3 separate regions of the Homo sapiens genome follow, and all the other regions are linked to region 1. Evidence: chromatin contacts called from ENCODE Hi-C data. All regions are on one chromosome and are shown on one strand. The core of a region is the stretch at or near the end of the contact, and the rest is flanking DNA. Distances in the headings are between cores, read along the strand shown.

Evidence for each region. A loop is a pair of places that touch in the nucleus more often than their neighbours do. Pooled maps may share reads with other maps.
Region 2: a map of B cell shows a loop between it and region 1 (10-fold over the local background). The contact joins the promoter of TPT1-AS1 here to the promoter of FNDC3A in region 1. A Hi-C loop is called at or near these places in 2 of 168 maps with a recorded cell type or tissue (B cell and naive thymus-derived CD4-positive, alpha-beta T cell), 1 of 37 single-sample maps with no recorded cell type and 5 of 50 pooled maps.
Region 3: a loop to region 1 is called in a pooled map, with 17 times the contacts of the local background. The contact joins the promoter of LINC01055 here to the promoter of FNDC3A in region 1. A Hi-C loop is called at or near these places in 2 of 37 single-sample maps with no recorded cell type and 5 of 50 pooled maps.

Annotation. Positions count from the first base shown.
Region 1 is chr13:48,973,381-48,978,510 of GRCh38, forward strand. It overlaps FNDC3A (fibronectin type III domain containing 3A), which reads left to right and starts at 2,532. Exons shown (of 26, transcript NM_001079673.2): 1 at 2,532-2,797. RefSeq lists enhancers at 1,737-1,796, 2,067-2,686, 2,497-2,796, 2,687-3,306, 3,467-3,566 and silencers at 2,247-2,516, 2,847-3,326.
Region 2 is chr13:45,338,280-45,343,409 of GRCh38, forward strand. TPT1-AS1 (TPT1 antisense RNA 1) reads left to right here and starts at 3,066. Exons shown (of 11, transcript NR_024458.1): 1 at 3,066-3,108. TPT1 (tumor protein, translationally-controlled 1) reads right to left here and starts at 2,904. Exons shown (of 6, transcript NM_003295.4): 1 at 2,763-2,904; 2 at 2,433-2,506; 3 at 1,715-1,905; 4 at 1,218-1,323; 5 at 381-497. The coding sequence starts at 2,790. LOC124903169 (a long non-coding RNA gene) reads left to right here and starts at 3,155. Exons shown (of 2, transcript XR_007063781.1): 1 at 3,155-3,351; 2 at 5,008-5,024. RefSeq lists enhancers at 1,974-2,763, 4,343-5,130 and silencers at 2,661-2,730, 2,811-2,920, 3,081-3,280.
Region 3 is chr13:45,697,572-45,702,433 of GRCh38, forward strand. LINC01055 (long intergenic non-protein coding RNA 1055) reads right to left here and starts at 3,613. Exons shown (of 4, transcript NR_125786.1): 1 at 3,456-3,613. CBY2 (chibby family member 2) reads left to right here and starts at 4,749. Exons shown (of 3, transcript NM_152719.3): 1 at 4,749-4,862. The coding sequence starts at 4,820. RefSeq lists enhancers at 3,432-3,511, 3,962-4,261.

The sequences.
Region 1 (5,130 bases), core at 1,282-3,781:
GAGAATGGAAGAATGGAGGTGAGGGAGACATCAGCGGTTACTGACTACTAGATATTTGATTTGAATAACTAGAGAGATGGGGGATAAGGAAAACAAGTGTTCATGAACTCAGTTGGACTAAACTTTGCAACTTTGAGATATTAAGTGGCCATGTCAGTGAAGCTTGGAATTTAGAGGTAGGGTCAAACTTTGACTAGTGGATCAGATTTGGAATTTAGAGGAAAGGTCTGGGCTGGAGGCATATATGTGGAGATCACTGGCATATAGATGATAACTAAAGCCATTGGCGTGGGTGATGCTGCTTAGGCCAAGAGATTACAATGAAAACAGAAAAGAATCTAAAACTGAATTTTAAGGTACTGTTATATTTAATAGTTAGGGAGACCAGCAGGAATATGCAAAGGAATCAGAGAAGCAGTGCCTAGGAAACTAAGGAGGAAAACCAAGAAAATGCAGTGTCAAAGGAAGAAGAAATGTTTAAGAAAGAATAGTGGTCAAAGTGTTGAGTATTGTTGAGAGGCCAAGAAAGATGAGGATTGAAAATGGCTCCCATTTTATTGATAAAAAAAAAGTGAAGCATTGAGAAGAGAACTTGTTCAAAGCCAACATAATTTCTTGACCCTCTCTCTGTTCCCAGAGAACTCATACTGGTGCACATGCTAGGGTCATTTATGTGTGGGTTTTCTTCTCTCCAAAGGCCATAAATTCCTTGGTCTTCACTTTACTTCACCTTACTGCATTGCATATTATTGACTACAATCTCTAGGTCTTCAATAACATTCTTAAATTATGTGTTAATCTCCTTCAAAAACAGCTGATCTTCTTTACTCTGCCTTTACATGTAGGCATGTCCCAAACATATTTTTTTAAATATAGTTTTTAAAAGTGCCATGTCTTGGCCTCTCCCTGGACAAAGGAATCAGAATCTTGAGGGGGTAGATTGCAGGATTCTGTATTTTCAAAAAGCTCCTGAGTAGGAAGCAGAGTAGGAAAGTATTAGCTTAGCGGTAAGTTTGGAAACCACTATCTTAGTCTCAGACCAAGCATAGTTGGGCAGTAAGATGGGGAAGCCACCCCATTCGCCCACACTCTGATAAAATCCTCATACTTTGAAACAATATACAGTTATACTTCAATTATTCCAAGATCAACTTGCCAGCTGTCTCGAAGAGGGCCAAATCCAAAAGTTAAGAAAAGGAAACATCTCTCACAGGGAAAGAACTTCTGATAGTGAAGAGCAATGAAAATATCTCAAGATACCACTGCCCTATTTACAACCAGAAGAAAAGAAACCTCTCATTAGCTGGCTGTGGACATAAACATCCCATCAATCTTCACCTGGAGCCGCAGAGAAAACCAGCCGAGAAAGGAGAGAAGAATGAAAAATAAACAGTAAAGCAGAAAGAATAAGAGGAAGGATCAGAGTGGATAGAGGCAGATGAGGAGATGAAAAGCAGTGAAGGATTTTAGAAGAGGTGATGAGAACATTCCAAAGAGGGAAAAAAAGAGAGCACCAAAGTAGGGATTCTATACACCGCAGCAATCCTCTGGGACTTAAACGTATGGCCAAGATATCGGTTTGAGAGTCAGTTATCAACAAAGGATTTAATTAGCCATTGTATTCTTTAAGAATATAGAGAATAATCACATTTTAAAGAGATTTCTGTAAAACAGTTTTAAAAATACAGCTATTTTAAAAGATCGCACAATTAATACACTGAAATAAAGCCCAGACATGCAACTTGTTACATCCATCACCATTTTTGAAAGGACAGTTCCTGAGGCTGGACTCACCGGCCCAAGTACTACCCCCTCCCCAGGTCTCCGGCGGCAACTGTAAGTCAAAAGCCCTCAGGCATTATTGCAGCGTCCCACATTGTTTGAGGTTCCAGGAAGTCGCTGCTACGCTCACTTGTAAGTCTTCGTGCTGTTGTAAAAATTGAGGTCGTGGTTTTCCACGCGATTTGGCTGGCGAAGAGACCACGAAGCCACCCCCCACGTTTTCAACTGAGTAAATATCTAAATATTTTTGCTTGCTATCCAGATCCTGGGTTCGAAGTCTTTGGGATTAGAAACTTCCAAGCCCATTTCAGAGGCTTCCTAGTCCTTGGGAGGAGTGTCTTTTAAAGCACCTGCCAGCCTTAAGTTCGCGTGCTTTCGGAAAGGGGCCGACAGGGTGCGTCTCAGGGGAGCCTTTTGAAATGTGGATTGAGAATTGTGTGAGTGTCTCTAGGAACCTCCATTAACTCCACTTTTCCTGAGTGTAGCTCCGAGCCTGGCCACAGCGGATGCTACCACAAGCCAGGCGCAGCCGGGCCTCGGGAGAAAGCCGGAAGCCCGAGAGGGTGTGGGCGCTCCGGGAGCCAAACGCGGCCGCTCAGCCGCCACGCGCCGGTGGCCCCGCGGGGACTCGCGTTCCGGTGAGAGAGCCCCGGCGCGGCGGGCTCGAGGCGGGGGTTCGGGGTCCCGGCCGCGGGCTCCGTCGGCGGGGCCCGCGCAGCCGCACTCGGCGCGCCGACTTCGGGCTCCTCCTCCCGGCTCCGTAGTAAGCATGGCGGCGGCGGCGTTCGTGGTCCCTCGGGTGAAACAGAAAGCGGGAGCTACGCGGAGAGGGAGCGAAGAGCGGGGCTGAGGCGGCGGCGTCACTGCCAGGAAACAACCCCAACAGTCAGCGCGCCGGCGGCCGCGGCGGCCCTGAGAGCTGACTCTGCAGCTGAGGTAGAGAGACAACGATCAGGAACCCTAAGAAGAGGCGCCAGAGGAGCCGCCTTCTGCCTCAGAACGGCGTGACTCGGAGGTGAGAGCGCGGGCACTCCCTCCGCGAAAGGCGGGGGACACCGAGCCGTCCCAACCCCGTCCCGCCCCGGAGGAGGCGCCGCGGAAACCGTTAGGCTGGGACTGAGGGCCGGGGCACTCTCCAGGGCTCGGCCCCGTCGAGGGGCGCGGACCACCCCCTTCTGTGGGCGCGCTGTGGGCAGAGGTGCAGAGGGGCAGTGGGGCCGGGGACAGGACCGGTCTACTAGTCGGGCACCTGCCGGGGCCGAGCCTAGCCAGGACACGCTTGCGGGGGCGCGGCCGGGGGCGCCATCCAGCCCAAGAGGAGGCGGCATCTAGCCCGAGGGAGGTGGCGCTGGTGCGCGGGCGGCCCTTCTCTCTGTCCCCCGCCTCCTCCCCGCGGCGAGCCGCGTAGCTCCGGAGGGCTCGGGGGCGGGGGCGGGGGCGGGGGCTGGGGCGGAATCCTCCTGAGAGGATCGCCCAGCACCCGCGGCGCCTTCGGCTTTGGCCGCCCGGCAGCCGCCGAACTTGAACGCTTTTCTGAAGAGAGTTTTCCCCGCTCATCTTGGGGTTAAAACCTCGAAAACCCGCCCTCTGTTTGATCCTGCGTGGCTGCTTCCAGTACCTGGCAGTTCCTCTCCCCGGGCGAGTTAACCACCTGTTCAGTCGGGAGGTGGACTCGAGGCTGCAGTCCTCGCCCGGTTTTAACAACCTGGATCTTCGAACTTTTGACACGGCTTTGGAAACGACGTCATGTGTTAGGTAAAGGAAAATGAACAGATAATTTCGCTGTCAGATTGCGAGCAGAAGAGGGACTGTTTTAATGGATGTGGTCGTTAATTGTTCTTTTATTCAACTGTTAGCGTTACAAGCCTTGGGATATTTTAGAGGGTGGAATGCGATGATTTGCTGGGGGTGCTAGAGATTGTGAATTCGAGATTTTCTTTTGTGAGATTTTACGTAAGTTCCTTTGGACACCTTTGTGTCTGACCATCTATTAAATAAGAGTCGCAGGCTGATGAGATTTTTTTTTTCTTTTTGCGGTATAATCATTATGTGTTCACTATGGGTTTTTAAAACCGAACAACGTAATTATTTTGCTTCTTACTGTGGTCTGTGTTTTTTAGTTCTTGAAACCAAAGTGTGTATGCTTCTGTATTGTAGGAATGAAATAACAGTTGAACTCTTACTATAATATTTTATCACCATGCTGTTACCAGCTCCAGTACTAAACATACGCCACTCAGGAGTTTGAGCCATATGTTAGGCAGAAACGAATTGAGTTTTGTGGTTCTGATCTTATGTTTGGATAAATATTTAGTTTTTGCGTATTTACTAACTCTTGTCATCTTGTGTCACCCACAAATGTTCAAGTGAGTTGAATCCCCTGTCTTTTGGATATTTTCTTGGTTGAATTAATTTTTCTTAAGTAATGAGATGAAGTACTCACTGAGACAGATGGTGGCCCAACAGAAAACAGTGATGAAGGATTTTTACCACATCTTTTATGAAATATAACCTGAAATGTTGCTTTTAGCTTTGTAGCCTACTAATCTTGCTTTCTAATCACACCAGTTAGTGGGAAGAAGGGATGATGACAGGAGAAACATCTTGTTAAAATTTTAATATTAAATCTTATATTTAAATTTTTTAGCACTACTACATTAAATTTTACTATATTGTCTTGTTTCATTTCATAGATCATCTGTTAGTTTTCTATGTGTAGGTTAACTGGAAAATTTTTTATCCCAGGCTGGCTACCGTTAGCCACCTGTATGCTTCTGAATTAACTCCCTCTTTTTCCCTTTTGTCTGAATCCTCCAAATCATTGAATGCTCCGGAAAAATAAAATCCTGGTTAACACTGTCAAGCATAGTTATAAGGGTAATTAATTTATCCCAAATTAATAATAAGCATTAAAAAAAACATTCTAGGATTATCTTCTTTTGGTGACGTCTGTGTCTTCACTTCCTCTATCTGTGTGAGTAATTGAGACCTGATTTATTTTAACACACATGTAATGATTACTCTTTACTAGTCACATTTCTACAATATAATAGTAAGCATATTTTATTACTAATTTAAAAATTTCTCCCTCTTCCCTGACCAGCCAGACATAGCTAAGGGCTGAGACATCCTTAACCCCCCGAAAAAAAGAGGGAATGCATGATTCATATTCTCATTGTCTTTTGTAGTTTTAGGCAAAGAGCATTTAATTTATACTTTATCAATTTTTAGTAATATTTGCGCTGTTTTAAAACATTTGCATTTTTTAAGATGTTCATGACATCCAAGGCTTGTGTATTTTATAATCTGCCAGTATTTTTAAAATACAATTTGATGAAGTAACCAAAA
Region 2 (5,130 bases), core at 1,816-4,315, 3.6 Mb before region 1:
TGGCTAATTTTTGTATTTTTAGCAGAGATAGGGTTTCGCCATGTTGGCCAGGCTGGTCTCGAACTCCCAACCTCAGGTGATGCACCCACCTCGGCGTCCCAAGTGCTGAAATTACAGGTGTGAGCCACCACACCCAGCCTAAACTGTACTTTATTATGCCCCATCTGCACTCAACGTTTTCCACAAATAAGATTCTAAGCCTTTTTATACCCTAAGAATTTTTTACATATGAAACACAATTCTCTTGATCCCCAAAGAGAAAACTAAAACCATGTTTCAGAACGCTGTAAAACTCATTCTCAGTGTCACAAAACAATTGCAAATCACATCTAAAATGTCTTTTTTACATTATTTATTTTAACCCACTTCCTTGTACTTACACATTTTTCCATTTCTAAACCATCCTTAAAGAAAATCATATATGGGGTCACACCATCCTCACGGTAGTCCAATAGAGCAACCATGCCATCTGGATTCATGTTTTCACCAATAAAGAACTTGGGAAGCAAACAAAATACCTAGAATTAGACTATTACATACAAATACATGCCATTCAAAACAAACTACAGTACAAGGGAAGGTTTAGACCACCACAAAAATCAAAACTTCAGTACCCAAAAGCTCTGATGCTCACTTATCATAGACATCTGTTCACTGGATTAAGGCACCTTAATAGTGACCTAAATAGAAAAATAACGTACAGAGCAATCCAGGAACACTAGGCTTTCAGGAAACCTTTACTCTCAATCCTAAATACAATCCCAAACCCTAAAGCGTGCTTATATAGTCAACCACAGGGAACATAAGGCTGACAGTGATAGAATATATCATACAGTCTGGAAGTATCTTATGGCCAGGGGATGCATGAAGCTGGAAAATTAGAGGAAAGGGAAAGCCACTGACATTTTCCAAAAGTAGAATTAACAAGCTCAGATACATTAGAAGGAGGACCAGTAGCAATGAGACACATTAAAATTGTAAGCAAAAAACTGAAAGAACACTTAGGTGGTTAAGCAATTCACAAAAAGAAAAACTGAGAAATGTCATCTGGGAAGCAAATTTTCAATCAGAAGACAAGATTTGGAAACACCTGCGAGCTGGGAAAGCCACTTTCTACACCTGGAATACTAGTATAGAATTGAAGATTAATCAACTTAATTTTTGCTCTTGCAGTTAAAATTGTACAATCCTTTGATCCAGATACTTAAGGTATTTACCTGGTAGTTTTTGAAATTAGCAAGGATGTGCTTGATTTGTTCTGCAGCCCCTGTCATAAAAGGTTTTACTCTTTCTGGTCTCTGTTCTTCAAGTTTCCCTTTGATTCTAAAACAACATTTCATTAACAGGTTGAAGTATTGAATTTTCAGTAAAATCAATTTTTAAAGTAAAAAATATCCAAGCTTAAAAAAAGAAAACACTGAAAAAGGCAACCAGCTGTTAAGAAATTACTAGTTCACAGAAGGTATCTTTCAAGAATGTTTACATTTCTTGTTGACTATTTTCAAAATACTATTCTAATTCTAAACGGAAACAGACTGCAGGCTTCAGTATGCTCATATTATAGAAAAGCAACCACTCTTTTCCGTGAACTCATTAATAAAAAAGCAAGGACTTTCACAAAAGTATACCCACTGCGAAAGAACCTCAAAAGTTAGCCAATCTTTAAATCCTGTAAGATTCTAGACATCAGCTAGGTACTGCCAGTATCACTTACGATTTCATGTAATCTTTGATGTACTTCTTGTAGGCTTCTTTTGTGAAACTTGTTTCCTGCAGGTGATGGTTCATGACAATATCGACACCAGTGATTACTGTGCTTTCGGTACCTTCGCCCTCGGGGCCTTCAGCGGAGGCATTTCCACCAATGAGCGAGTCATCAATGTTACCTTCTGTCCTACTGACCATCTGCATTAAGAAAAAGCAGTATAATTGCAAAAGACACAAACGCATCCAAAGCACCTTCCACGCCAATAGTTCACGGATAAGAAGTATTCTTAGTTCTTGCTGAAAATAAAAAAAGCACCATTTTGGGAATAAAGTTGTGACCCGTGGATTTCTCAAAACGACCTAACTTAAAAGAGTTGTCTGTTGGCCGGAACAAAAAATGGGGTCATTAAAAAGTTGTTTCCAGTTGCGGGCATGTGATGCCTCCGGTTGGTAAGTGGGGACAGGACAAACACGAAAGGACTCCAGGCTCCTAAGCCGGAAGCATCATGTCCCGGACAACCCCGGGAGGAGGATGGGCGCCGAGGCGGCGGGCCTATTTCCAGGATCAGCTCCGCCTCCAGTTTTCTAGAAAAACCCAAGCCCGGAAAGAGCGTCTCCTCCGCCAGGAGGCGGCGGGGAGGATTGCACAACCTCAGGCGGGGGAGCGGAGGAAACCCGAGCCCGCTCGGCCCGGACTCCCCCACGCGCAGGCCCGACCGACTCACCTTCCCCTCCACCTCCAGGCACAACCCGTCCGCGATCTCCCGGATCTTGTAGATGTCGGAGAACATCTCATCGTCTGCCGGATACACAGAGCCGCCCATCACCGTGCGCCTGGCGCCGCCATTTCCCGCATTTCCCGCGCCGGCGGCCGCACGCGGGATCTGCCCCTCCGTAGCACACCAGAGCTGGGCGCGAGCCCCGGGCACCGACCCCTCCGCGCTCGGCTAAGACCGCCGGCGTCCCCTAGGCCCGCGACGGCTGCGCCTTCCCCGCCCCCACCCGCACCCCAGACCCCCGTGTGCGGCAGTAAGGATAGTGCAGTGAGGACTCACGGCTGATGAGGTCCCGGTAGATAATCATGATGGCGACTGAAGGGAGACGACGACGGCGCTAGCTTAGCACGAGCCTGAAACTCGGAGCGAGCGCGGTGCAGCCGGAGCGGCGCTCGGGGGGAGGGGGGAGCGGGCGGAAAAGGCCGACTCAGCCGCTCCCCAACCTCATATAGAGGGCACGTCCCTCTACGTCATCGCCCGCTGCGCCTCCGGAAGCGACGCAGGCGGTGACGTGGCACGAAGAGCCGCGCGGGGGCGGGGCCACAGCGGGGGCGAGTCGGGGAGGTGAGCATCCGGGGACTTGAGGCGGAGACACAAGGCTCCGTTCCACTGGGCACGCCAGCGGGTAGGGGTGGGGGCGGGGAGGTGCGCGCGCAGCGTGGGAGGAGGCCAACTCTCGGGGCGCTCCCTAGCCCTGGGTGGGTGGAGCGGGGGAAGCGGAGTACGTTGGACCCGGCTCCGCCCTACCCCACGGGGCCGCCTGGAGAGGTGCTGGGAGCTGGGTGGAGCTTAGAGGAATTAAACTTTGGCCCTGCGCCTCGTCCAGCCTAGGTTCCACCCTTTTCTGGGAACGTGAGTATCAACCAAGGTAGGAGAACGTCGCATTTAGGGAGGGTCAGGCCCTCTGGCCTGGGGTAGATCTCGGGACTGCCCGAGGGCCTCTGACAACTTTTCAGCATCTGCCCCAGGGCTGCCCCAGCTGGAGTTTTTGGGACGCTTTTGTGGGGGCACCGCTGAGTCCGGATAGTGGGACCCAAGTCGTCCTGCTCGGCCCCTGGGGAATAATCGTGTGGGGCGCAAGGTCTGTGGGAAGGGACTTGGAGAGGAGGGAAGATGTCACGGGAGTCTGCACAGGGTTTCCATGTGTTCCAATTTTGTCCCATAATTGAAAGCTTGTGGCATTCTGTGGCGGACGGCTACGGAGCTAGCTCTTCCCTTTACTATTTCGCACTTGGTCTTGGAAAAGTATGTTGTCGCTTTAAGATGAAGTTGAAATTTTATCCCTGGTGCTAGAGGGTCACACAAAGGGAGTTTCCCACCTGCCCCACCTGTTTTTTGAAGGACTTTACACCCAATTACTAAGTATTAAAACAAAACAGGTCCTGCATGGTAGCTCATGCCTGTAATCCCAGAACTTTGGGAGGCAACTACTGAAACCCTGTCTCTACACACACACACACACACACAAATTAAAAATTAATTGGGTGCGGTGGTGCCTGCCTGTAATCCCAGCTATTAGGGAGGCTGAGCTGGGAGGATCGCTTGAGCCCGGGAGTTGGAGGTTACACTGAGCTATGATTGCACCACTGCGCTCCAGCCTGAATGACAGAGCAAGACCTTGGCTCAATAGCAAAACAAAACTTCCGTATTTAGTCACATCGTCACATCTTTGGCATAAGGCAAAGATACATGCCAGTATGAAGTCTGAAAGCTTGTTCTATTTCGCAAATATTTTGTGCTTTGTATCCCTTAGAACTAGGATTTGCACCAAGATTCCAATTGTGAACAAGTTCGATCCAGTCCTACTTATAGAAGTGTTCATTCTGGTAAATCAAAGTATCAGACAATTATAATACATTAACAATTGTTCATAAATCCAATAATATAGCATTCAGCAGAGTAAGAATGCAACCCTTGGGAAAGAGCAGGACACAGGATGGCAATTGGAATGATGGAAAAGTCAAAATGCAAGAGCCAAGAAATTAACCCCTTTAAGAAGATGGGGGGACTGGGCGTGGTGGCTCACACGTGTGATCCCGACACGCGCCTGTAATCCCGGCTACTCGGGAGGCTGAGGCAGGAGGATCGCTTGAACCCGGGAAGCGGAGGTTGCAGTGAGCCGAGATCGCGCCATTGCACTCCAGCCTGAGCAACAAGAGTGAAACCCCGTCCTCCCCCACCCCCAAAAAAAGAAGCTGGAGTTCTTGGATGGAAAACTCCAGAGGACATTGGGCAACTGGGAGGAAGCTAAAAAGGGGGGAAAGGGAAAAAAAAAGATGGGGGTCTTGGATGGAAAACTCCAGAGGACATTGGGCAACTGGGAGGAAGTTAAAAATGGGGTGAAAGGGATCCCAAAATAAATGGATATGACACATGGTCAGTGAAGGCTCTCAAACCTCATTTCTGGAATGTATGAGATGATTATCACACATTAATACTGTGTGAACATTTTTTTTCCAGATTATTACAGTATAATTATTTTCTACCCCGCCCCGCCCAGATGGGGTCTTGCTCTGTTGCCCAGGCTGGAGTGCAGTGGCATGATCTCGGCTCACTGCAACCTCTGACTCCCGGGTTCAAGCGATTCTCCTGCCTCAGCCTCCTAAGTAGCTGGGATTACAGGTGCCTGCCACCACGCCCAGGCAAT
Region 3 (4,862 bases), core at 2,363-4,862, 3.3 Mb before region 1:
AAAGTTAACTTCCATTCTGGTCATACCTAAAAACGTGTCATTCCAGTCAAAGCCTTAGTGAAATAACCAGTGTCTCCAATTGTGTTCTATTACAAAAGGAAATAGATTTTTATTGAAAACTAATACAAATAATATATTGCCATAAATTGAGAATACTCACAAACAGCTTCCAAATTCTGGAGAAATCAGAGAGAAAGGTAAATGCCTCAAATTTTTGTTCACAAAACTATATTTTATCTAATGTGTTGTAAGTTAAAATGGTTCAAAAGGAAAATGTTTACAGGAAAACAAAACATAAAGAGATCATCAATGTTTCAAATAAAAATGTCATAAAAGATCTTTTTAGTCCTCTCTCAGTTCAGTCCCATGTAACTAATTCTTGTTCGGTTTGATGTTGGGTTAGCAATTCTCATGTAACTTTTTAATCAGAGTCCTGGAAGACTTTTCCTAGTCTGATGGCATTATCTCCAAAGTTATCAGAAATCTGTATTTAAGAGTACTTGTCAGAGTCCTTTCCATGAAAAGTAAGTTGGGTTGTAGCTGATTGGAAAGCTTTTTAGAGAAGAATTCAAAACAATAACTGTGGATTACAAAAACTTAGCCATGGTTAAAATCTGATAAAAGTTCTCAATTGTCAAGAAAATTAAGTTATTTCTATTATATATAGCATTTTAAGATAACAACCAGAACCATGACTGACAGCATCACATCAAGACCATCTGATTTTTATAATAATGTAATCTTAAGAATATTTGTATTAATTATATATCTGTACAAATATAACTTTTAAAAAGATTTAACATATCAAAATTATGACTGATAGCATATGAGATTTTTATAAATTTATGTAATTCTTAGAACATTTATATCAATAGCATACCCATAAACATAACCAAAAGAAGATCTAGTATTATTTAGCATTTGATAGTGTCTCCCATAGAGTTTTACCAAATAAATCCTACCAAAGACGTTAAAAATTCAAAACATTTGATCAAAACAGAGCTACAGGTCATTTAAAAATAACAGTTATTCATTTAACTAGCATGACAGTCAAAAGACCTCAAAAGTAATACAGAAAGTTACATGGGAGGTTTCCTGGTTATATGAAATAATTCAGACATATCATAAGGCCAAGAGTATAAAATTATATTACATTTGAGGAAAACATTGCTTTTCTAAACTTTTAAGATAAATATTTTAGCATTATGCCATAAGAACAGCATTAGGACTGGGGTAAAAAGTTGTAAGAGTTGATGAACAAGTTGAAGAGGACAGTTATCATTCCAGCCAAGCAAAAAGATATTTTTTTTTCAAGGGGGAAAAAACAGAAGATAATGAATGTGATCTGCAACTTATATGTAACAAGGTGCAGGAAAAGTTGAACTTCTGAGATATAAATCTGACGTTTTAATTTTAGAATTTAAACTCAATATTTCTTGCAATATCATTGAGAGCAAATCAATACTTCAAAAAATTTTGTTGCTTTAACCAAAATTTTTAGTTTTGTATTAGCGCATTTTTAATATTACAGCTAATTTTAATAAGACCTTATAAACAAATCTATTCAATCTCAATTTGTTTTGACTGCAAGGTAAGATTTCCATAAACCTTTTATAACCTCTTACAATTTGTTTTATTTTCATTCTTTCTCAACTTTCTATATTTATTTAGTTTTATCTACACTTTTTTAATTCCTTCAATTTAAAACAATCCTTTAGAACCTCTAAACTAGGCAAAATTACTTGCCCTTAAACGAAAACCATATTCCTGTCTTCTTGTGTGTTTACCAAAAACACATCCTATTTTTCGTATACATTCTGCAAATAGAATTGTTTCTCTTGTATCTAGTAGTTTCAATTACTTATATAAGTTACAATATTAACTCTTAGTAATCCTTATTTTAGGGATTTTAGGGAAGAACCTAGGAAGTAAGAAATCTTGAATTGTCTGCAATATATCAGTATTTTAAGATAAAATATTATAAGTATTTCATGTATTTTAAAACCATGTTTTAATCTTTAGAAACATTTCCTTATACATTTCTTAATTGGAAGTGACCCAGCTGCTCAGTAAGTAAAGTATGATAGTAAGTATCATAACTTTAAGATTTTGAAAAACATAAGAATTTCATTTACACACATTTGTCCCATTTACATTTATCTAATTTATTTGTTTTTAACAGTTTATCTAGATTAGTTATGAGAATAGAGATATTAGACAAAGCTAGTCACCATTTTAAGTTATTTCCTTGTTAACCATTTTACAGCTTGTGAATATCAGGTGTTCACCTAAGCAAGAACTTTAAAGTGAAATACACAGATATTTTGCTGATAAATCAGAGGATTTCATTGTTTTCATTAAACCAACAATATTAAATTAGTCTTATTTATCAAAAGAATCACATAAACAAAGATTATTCTGTTTTGGCCGGGTTTGTAATTTCATAACTTTTTGCCAAACCTGGACATCTTAAAATAACTATCAGATGCACATATCAGCTGACCAGTAAACACAGGCAAAAATACATGCTGACAATCCTGAAGACATATCTATTTTTATTTTATCAATAATTTTTTTTTAATTTTCCAAAGATTATTAAAGTCAAATGAACTTGAAAGCATTTGGACTTATTTATTTAATTTATCAGTACTCTTTTATTTATAAGCTAATTTGGTACCATATAGACACAACATATAACATAATGCATGTATATGCATAAACAAGACAGTTGGATCAAACTTATTTTCCTGATAAAACTGGAATCTGTTCACATGGCTAAATTTTATTTGCCCTGATGAGCAAAGCAGTTTCCAGGGCACTTTGATTTTAAAAGACCTCTTTCCTTTTTTTTCTTTAGCCAGTAACCTGAAACTAGTAATACCATGAACAGTAAGTTTTATTTCAACACCAGCAGAAAAGTCAGCAGATTCAGAGTAGTCAGGAAGGAAAAATAGGCAAAGAACTTAGAAGACTACATGGTAACTCTTTAAGGACAGAAGAAGAAAGAGGGATTGACTGAAAATGTTTTACATGTGCCATTTTTCTTCAGGTTTTCTAGTTTATGGAGTTGCTTTGTTCTAATTGAGTGTGCAGGAGTCTGGAGATCTCATAAGGCTTCTGCTGTAGCCATCACAGTCTTTGACCTCTGTTAAGCCAAATATTGCTACACAGACCAAAAATACAGACAGACCAACAAAAATCAGAACCAGACTAGATTATCTTAGTGGCTGTAGCTTTTTAGTATTGCCTTAATTCTTTGGGACTTAAACATACACCAGATTTGGGACTCTGAACTGACCAGAATCCCCCTTGGGTAGGACTCAAATCCACAATCCTAGACAAGGTTGGGACTCTCATCCATAATCCTAAACCACAGGGTGGGACTTGAACCCACAGTCGTTATGATGAGTTCAAAGACAATTAAAAGTACAGGGGCATATTAACAAGGTACTCACCAGAAAGATGTCTAATCCAGAAGCAATTTATTTTCCCAAAAGAGAAGTGCCAAGGGAGCCTGAAGTGCCATGGTGGAGAAGAAGGAACCCTATAGTCGAGCCTCTGGACACCCTGGTCTAGGTGGCCACTCAGGATCAGTGCAGGGGGCCTGCACACCACTAGGGGCAACAGTACCTTGGACAGGCTGTTCGTCTCACCTGGGGTTCTAGTTTGTTAACAAGCAAAAGGGGCTCACTGCCCAATGTGCTAGAAGCCAACACTGACACCAAATTTTTGAAAAAAAGAAAAGCTTTATATTAAAAGTCACCTCTGAAGGAGACAGGAGTCAAGCTCAAATTTGTCTCTTTCTGCTGGCATTAAGGCAGTACTTTTATTAGAAAAGGTTCAGGGGGTGGATTCTGAGATTAGTAGGTGATTTGTGCAAGGAAAAGGGAGGTCTGGAAAGTCCTTGGGCATGCATAGTTATTTCTTCATGTTAACTCCTGAGTTGCATGGCAAATTCAGGGAGAGTTAGTATGAAACGTGGTGGAAATTCAGGCTATGACATCAGCAAGCTTATTCTGTGCAAGCTCCAGTTAGCCATCTTGGTTCCAACCAGTTTCAGCCAGGTTTTTCTTGATCTCACAAGTGGAGGGAGTTTCAGCGGCTTAAGTTTCTTTTCTTATCTGCTATCTTGAAACTCAAAAATTAAGTAACTGGTTTCTTACTCTTTGGGACTTTCCAGACCTCCCATTTCCATCCACCAATCACCTACTAATCTCAGAATCCACCCCCTGAATCTTTTCTAATAAAAATACTACCTTAATGTCAGCACAGAGAGACAGATTTGAGCTTGACTCTTGTCTCCTTGGGAGTTGACTTTCAATATACAAGTTTTTCTTTTTTAAAGAACTTAGTGTTTTAGTATTGGCTTCTATTGCATTGGGTAGTGAGCCGCTTCAGCTCTGTAACACTAACTCTGGTAGATAGCATCAGGATGAAATTGAATTGTAGGGCACACAGTTGGTGTCAGAGAATTAAGGAATTGAGTAGTGTCAGAAAACACCTCAGACTACACTTTCTCCCTTGGTATGGGAAGAGTTCAGTTTGTGTTTCTTTCTTCTTGAGTGACCCAACTCCAAGAAGATGCCACTTCTGGAGAGAGAATAGGGATCTCAACTTAGCCTGGCAGTGAGAATACGAATGGCAGCTGGAATGACCCAACAGGGGGCTAATGTTTGGGCTATTGTGTGTGTCACACTGACCCTGACCAGCCAAGTAGTCACAGCACCCACAAGCTCTTCCTGCCTGTCAGATGCCTCATTCCCACCTGTGATGCTCAGAGAGAAACCATGAGCCCTGAAAAACACCATATTGTTTTGTGATGTCACCTCTGGAATGTTCTGAGTGTTTTGGTGACCAACTTC